Linked DNA regions of Homo sapiens: region 2 is linked to region 1. Evidence: chromatin loops called from intact Hi-C (ENCODE). Cell type or tissue: endothelial cell of umbilical vein. All regions are shown on one strand. Links, peaks and the distances in the headings refer to the core of each region. The heading gives the core; the rest is flanking DNA.

Region 1 (2,923 bases), core at 182-2,681:
GCTATGCTCTTTCAGGACAGAGCCCGTGCCCTGTGCTCCATTATATCCCCAGCTCTGGCTCAGTGTCAGACTCACACTGACTGCTCAATAATCTTTGTTGAATGAGCAAATGCAGTGTGCTACATGCTATTATCAACTCTTGGGCACAGCATCATGAAAGTGAAGAGCTATCAGCCGGGCGTGGTGGTTCACGCCTGTAATCCCAGCACTTTGGGAGGCTGAGGCAGGAGAATGGCTTGAACCTGGGACGTAGAGGTTGCAATGAGCCAAGATTGCGCCATTGCACTCCAGCCTGGGCAACAGAGTCAGACTCCGTCTCAGAAAAAAGTAAAGAGCTATCAAATTAGTTGGGTTTAATCCCATGAATTTGCTTCCTGTTGCAAATTAATTTATTCCTTAAAAACAAAAAATAGCTTTGTTCCAAAGGTCTCAGTTGAAAAATTCCAGCATATTAAATATCCAAACTTGCCAGAATTTGGATAATTTTCAGCAGTAACAAATTGAGATGTAATAAAATGATCTAAATTAATATTTTAAAGTTCAAAAAAAAAACTAGCCTAAAGAGATTGTATTTTCTAAATATTCACTCAATATTGAATACAAATACCCATCTTTTATACCAATAACAACAATAAAATTGGAAAACAGTTTTAAAAAACACCTACACATACTCTACTTTAGCACATGAATTATTTTCATTTTTCCGCATTTGCTCGTAGTTTACTTCCTACACATACATGAATCTTACCTAGCTTTAAACACAGCACAAATACAGTTCTGCATTTTTATTTTTGTTTATAAGAATTCAGATGCCTGTTAGGGAATATAAATATCATTATAAGGTGAGAATTTCTGACCATGTAATCCTAGATTGGGGTCAAAAATTATAAATTATAATTTTATGTTTATCATTACAGTAGGATCTGGGCTAAATTCCTCCATTTTGTGGAATGACATGCAGTGGAAGAAACTTACACAGGATATTGAATAATTCATTCCTTTTTTCTGAATGAAAAACCACCAAACAAAAGTAGTTTATGAAGTATCCCCTCAAGTATGACCGTGTGTCAGAAGTTTCTCTTTTTACCCACAGGTACCTTCTGGATACCTCCACATGGTCCGAGTGCACTGAACCCAAGCACATTGTGGAATGGAATGTATCTCTGTTTTCTATCCTCTTGGCTCTTGGTGGAATTGAATTCATCTTGTGTCTTATTCAAGTAATAAATGGAGTGCTTGGAGGCATATGTGGCTTTTGCTGCTCTCACCAACAGGTAAGAACCTGCATGAAAATGTCGTAGTCTGGCCCTGGTGTTAATATACCATTGTTTTCATCATAAAGAAAAAGGCAAAACCAAACATGCTCGACCTACCAGCATTTATTCTGATATCATCTTTGTAGCAACACAATTATAGCATTCACTTTAGCTGTCAGTAACAAGCTTCCTCGAGTCTCACAGTCACAGGATTGTCTTAGTTCTTTGCAGTTGGCTCTATGTACACAAGAACATGCTGCCCATAGACACAGCGCTCCCTTCAGGATCTAATTCACTGCCTCTGCTCTCGCTGCAGAGACAGAAAAAAAAGTGATGTCTGCTCTTTGTTTGCTGTTATATTCCCAACTAGTATACATAAGTAATAGCCAACCATTCAATGCATCAGGCACTATGCTAAACCCATATGACTCAAATATTAAGCAATAGGCTTAAGATCACCTACTCAGGAAATAACAGGCTTCAAACCTTGAGTCGCTCTGTGCAAAAGCTCCTACTTTTAACCTGTATTCCACACTTGCTGTTTGGTTGGATTTTCTGCAATTCCTTCCTAATAAGGAGTCATAAAAATGCCTAAGCAGTAAGTATGGAGAATCACTAGCAATCTTTGAACAGCAGCTCATGAAAAGCCTTTCGTTGTGAAAGAAAACCAGGAAGCACTTGTTTCCTGGGGATATGATTTAGGAGAAAAAAATGCATTTGTTTGTAGCAGTGAAAGTTCTTGTTTCTATATCCTCCTAAAATATATATATTATTGAATTAATGAAAGTCCAGCTTTGATCCTATCTTTGAGAGGGTTATTTTATGTCTTATATTTTTCAAACCATTTACTCCTCTGGTGCCAGATCTGTTAACTTTCTTTTAAAAATAAGACAAAAACCTAATGAAAACTGAAAGCCCATTGCTACCATGAAAAACTTTGCTGAAAATAAAAGGAAACTTTCTGTAATTTTGGGGGAAGGTTAAAATGAAAATCTAGTTTTCCTTATCAGGCAAGTATAGCAAGATTAATAATTTCTTTGGCAAATTTCCAAGAAAATAAGGGAATGGGAAACCTTCAATATGGAGCTTCTTTCAAGCAGTACGGTTGGGGAAGGGCAGAGAAGTATCCTCTAGGGATTGCTGTCATGCAGCTTACCTTTAGCCTTGAATTTCATACAAGGCAGAGTTCAAAGTAAGTGATTACTTGTACTAAATGTACTCACTTAGTACGTTTTGGGGACAGGCATAAAGAGCCAATGACCAAAATGGCTGAAGTGATTTGGCAGGGAATGATACTCTCCTCTGATTTGGGGTAGTAAATACACCAGGTTTCCCAGCTGAGTCACTGTAGGGATGGCTTCTTCCCAGATACTACAGGGAAGATCTGTTACCTTTGTTTATAAGACAAAAGACACTTTCAAAGGGCAGGTCTTTTCATGTAGAAGAGTCAGGTCCATAACTCGGTAGCATTTAATTTGAAAGGTTACCCACATTGAGCTCATACCAGTGTGAAACTTCCATGGCATTATCTTTTAAATCCCTAAGATTAAAACCCCACACAAATGCACTCAAAGCAACCCAATATCAGTATCCTGCAGTTTCTATGGGCCCTTTCTGCAGCCTTTACTCATGGAAGACAAGGGATCTGGGTTTGTTTAGGAAACATT
Region 2 (2,923 bases), core at 193-2,692, 98 kb after region 1:
CCAACTTGATAAGAGTACCACCTATAGCATACGTGCTCCTTCCAACAGAGGCTCTATGATAATACAGGGCAGCGGAAATCCCATATGCCATTCCTTTCATCTGTCATCATTATTTTGCCATGTTACATGACCATCTTGCAATGATTATTGCCCTTTAAATATAGTCTATAAAAAAAAAGAAAAATAGTCTATATTATAGACATATAATGTGAAAAATGTTAACAAGAGTTTGCTTTATTTTTTTACTTTTTAATCAACTCTCAAAACTTGAACTGAGGTTTGATGATTCCGTCAGGGAAGCATGAAGAAGAACTAGAAAACAGGCCTTGAATTAATCCTCTGGACTGAAACAGACTCAGGAAACTGGACCATGACTGGAGCCAGTTCCAGCTGGGCCGCTGGGCAGGAAGAAAGTACAAAACAGTCAGTCATAATTTCTTCATGTTCAGTGTGGAACAGGAGGGTCCCAAAAGAAGAATAGAGAATCAGAGGCTGCTCATGTTTCAAAGTCTTTTATTGAATAAAGGAATTTTATTCATAGTTAGCAGGATCCAGCCACGAGGGGTAAGGATCTGAGGCAACACTTTAGCCAGAGAAGAAGAAAGAAAGGAGAGCAACGGTCCAAAGTCAGAACTGAGGTAATAGTTCAGAGTAACGGCATGGGCCACCTTCGGACTGCAGTGGGCTACTTGGAAGTAACAGGGACACCCTTGGATGCCCTGGGTCCCAAGTCTGACTGGCAATGAAGAAAATATGGAGGGCAACTCGGGAGTCCAGAGGTTACCTCTGCATCTGAGATCTAGGCACATGGTAGGTGCAAAATAAATATTTGTTGAATCCATCAGTAAGAGTGATGATAGCCTATTATATACTGCCTGCCTCATTCCAATTTAGTCTAAAAACTGCAGCCAAGCTGAGCATTCAGGTAGAAGCCAACTAAAGGGGATTTAGGGAGGTAGGAATCTGGGAAATGGTGGGGAGAAATGCACACTTTTTGAGAAATACAAAGTAGCATAATGGAGGAAGCCCGAGTCACATTCAAAATAGTGTTATCCAATATTTACTGTAACCACAGTGCAGAATATGTTTTCTAGGTGCTATCTATCCTGATAATACGACAGGCCTGCAAAAGGAAGATGAATATCTGGAGCCAGGGAAACAATATACCTACAAGTGGTATGTAGAAGAACATCAGGGACCTGGCCCCAATGACAGTAATTGTGTGACAAGAATTTACCATTCCCATATAGACACTGCAAGAGATGTAGCTTCGGGACTTATTGGACCAATACTGACTTGTAAAAGAGGTAACTTTAAAAAAAAATCTCATTGCAGTAAAAGAGTAAACCAGAATGGGTAGGCTGTCCTCTGCTCTCCTAGAGGAATTTTACTATCCAAGGCACTCCATTTTCCTGCCTTAACCTTGGTTTTCCAGTCAAGAATGGAAACTTGCCATCTTGGACTCTGAGCACTAGATGGCGATCTCAAATCCAACCCTCAGTTCAACCAATAATTCAGGTTGGTCACTAGATGGTAGTCAAACCCAATAAACTTCACTTCGGCCATCTTCCTTCAAAATTACTGCCACCTTTTTGTGTTTATGTTTTAAGGTGAATCAGTTAGAATCATCAGTTTATTAATAATTCTTGCAAGGAGGAAGTTTTGCTGATATGTTTCTAACTTGCAAGGGAATATAGAGTTTTGAAAATTCTGATTTGGTTCATTAAAACAAGATCAACAAAGCAACAGCACTAGATTAATTATGAAGTTAATGAGCAAATTTAACTTCCTATGACAATCAAAGTTTAAATTTTAGGTGAACAAACATCTCTCCACAATAAATATTTTAATAATTGCAGTTTCCTATGCCAAACACACATAGTCTCATGATTACAAATTACATTCCTTGGGAGATAACTTTTTTTTTTTTTTGTATTTTTAGTAGAGGCTGGGTTTCACCATATTAGCCAGGCTGGTCTTGAACTCCTGACCTTGTGATCCGCCCGTCTCGGTCTCCCAAACTGCTGGGATTAAAGGTGTGAGCCACCGTGCCCAGCCGGGAGATAACTTTTTAAACCAACTTTGGAAGAGCTTTTTGCCCTTCTCAAAATTGCAAGGAACTCAACTGCATAATGGCAAGATAAAGAATATGTGTTTATTATATTTAACTTAAACATTAGCTATCTAGTCTGAACATTTCCAAACTTTCTCCCTTTTCTTTTTAAACAGTAAGATAACTTAATGCTTTGCATTCTCAAAGGCAAGTATGTGAACTGCCATCAAGCCTTCCTTGGTTGGGTACAGTGGCTCATGCCTGTAATCCCAGCACTTTGGGAGGCCAGGTTGGGAGGATCACTTAAGGCCAGGAGTTTGAGACCAGCCTGGGCAACATAGTGAAACTGTGTCTCTACAAAAAAAAGAAAGAAAAAGAAAAAGACTTTCTCACTTACAGTTATGTTGATTTATGCCCTATGGTTTTAAATATAAGGCTGTTATAAAATATTTGGGACTGATAATAATTTTATAGAATATTATATTTTTATATACTTTTTAAATATTATAACTATTTTATTCCCACTGTCCTAAGCACTTTTCTCTTTTGTTCAATCTAAGCGCACAGAGGGATCTTATCCATTTTGAGTCATTTGTTTCCATCTGTGGGTTAATGAGTCTGAAATCTGTAACTTTGGTTCAAACTCCTTTACTGATAGTCAGGCCTGGCAACTTGGCGTCTCTACTTGGGTGTTTCATCCGTACCTAAATACGTCATATTCCAAAACCCGTCATTTGTTCCTGCCCTGAATCTCTCCCTTCCTTCTGTGTTCCCTGCCTTGGGGAATGGCCCCAGTATGCTCCAATTAGTCACTGGAGACAAAACCTTGGGTAACATTCTTGATACTGCCCTCTCCCTCATCACTTGCTA

What was found. Hi-C counts contacts between places; a loop is a spot of excess contacts. Peaks named below come from ENCODE experiments on the same cell type or tissue, not always from the same donor. Only the 100,000 strongest peaks of a DNase experiment are listed, where the experiment ranks them.
Region 2: a loop joins it to region 1, with 6 times the contacts of the local background. A loop is called at or near these places in 2 of 110 quality-filtered maps.

What each region holds. Positions count from the first base shown.
Region 1 is chr3:149,370,038-149,372,960 of GRCh38, reverse strand. TM4SF1 (transmembrane 4 L six family member 1) reads left to right here. Exons shown (of 5, transcript NM_014220.3): 4 at 1,094-1,274. Among named protein-coding and RNA genes, the nearest start is that of TM4SF1, 6.2 kb to the left of the region's middle. In endothelial cell of umbilical vein, for the core only: a CTCF peak has its summit at 1,556; a DNase peak (open chromatin) is centred at 1,720; H3K4me3 peaks cover 428 bases; H3K27ac peaks cover 2,500 bases.
Region 2 is chr3:149,271,887-149,274,809 of GRCh38, reverse strand. It overlaps the pseudogene CPHL1P. Among named protein-coding and RNA genes, the nearest start is that of TM4SF18-AS1, 11 kb to the left of the region's middle. In endothelial cell of umbilical vein, for the core only: a CTCF peak has its summit at 1,475 (motif pointing right); DNase peaks (open chromatin) are centred at 379 and 1,499.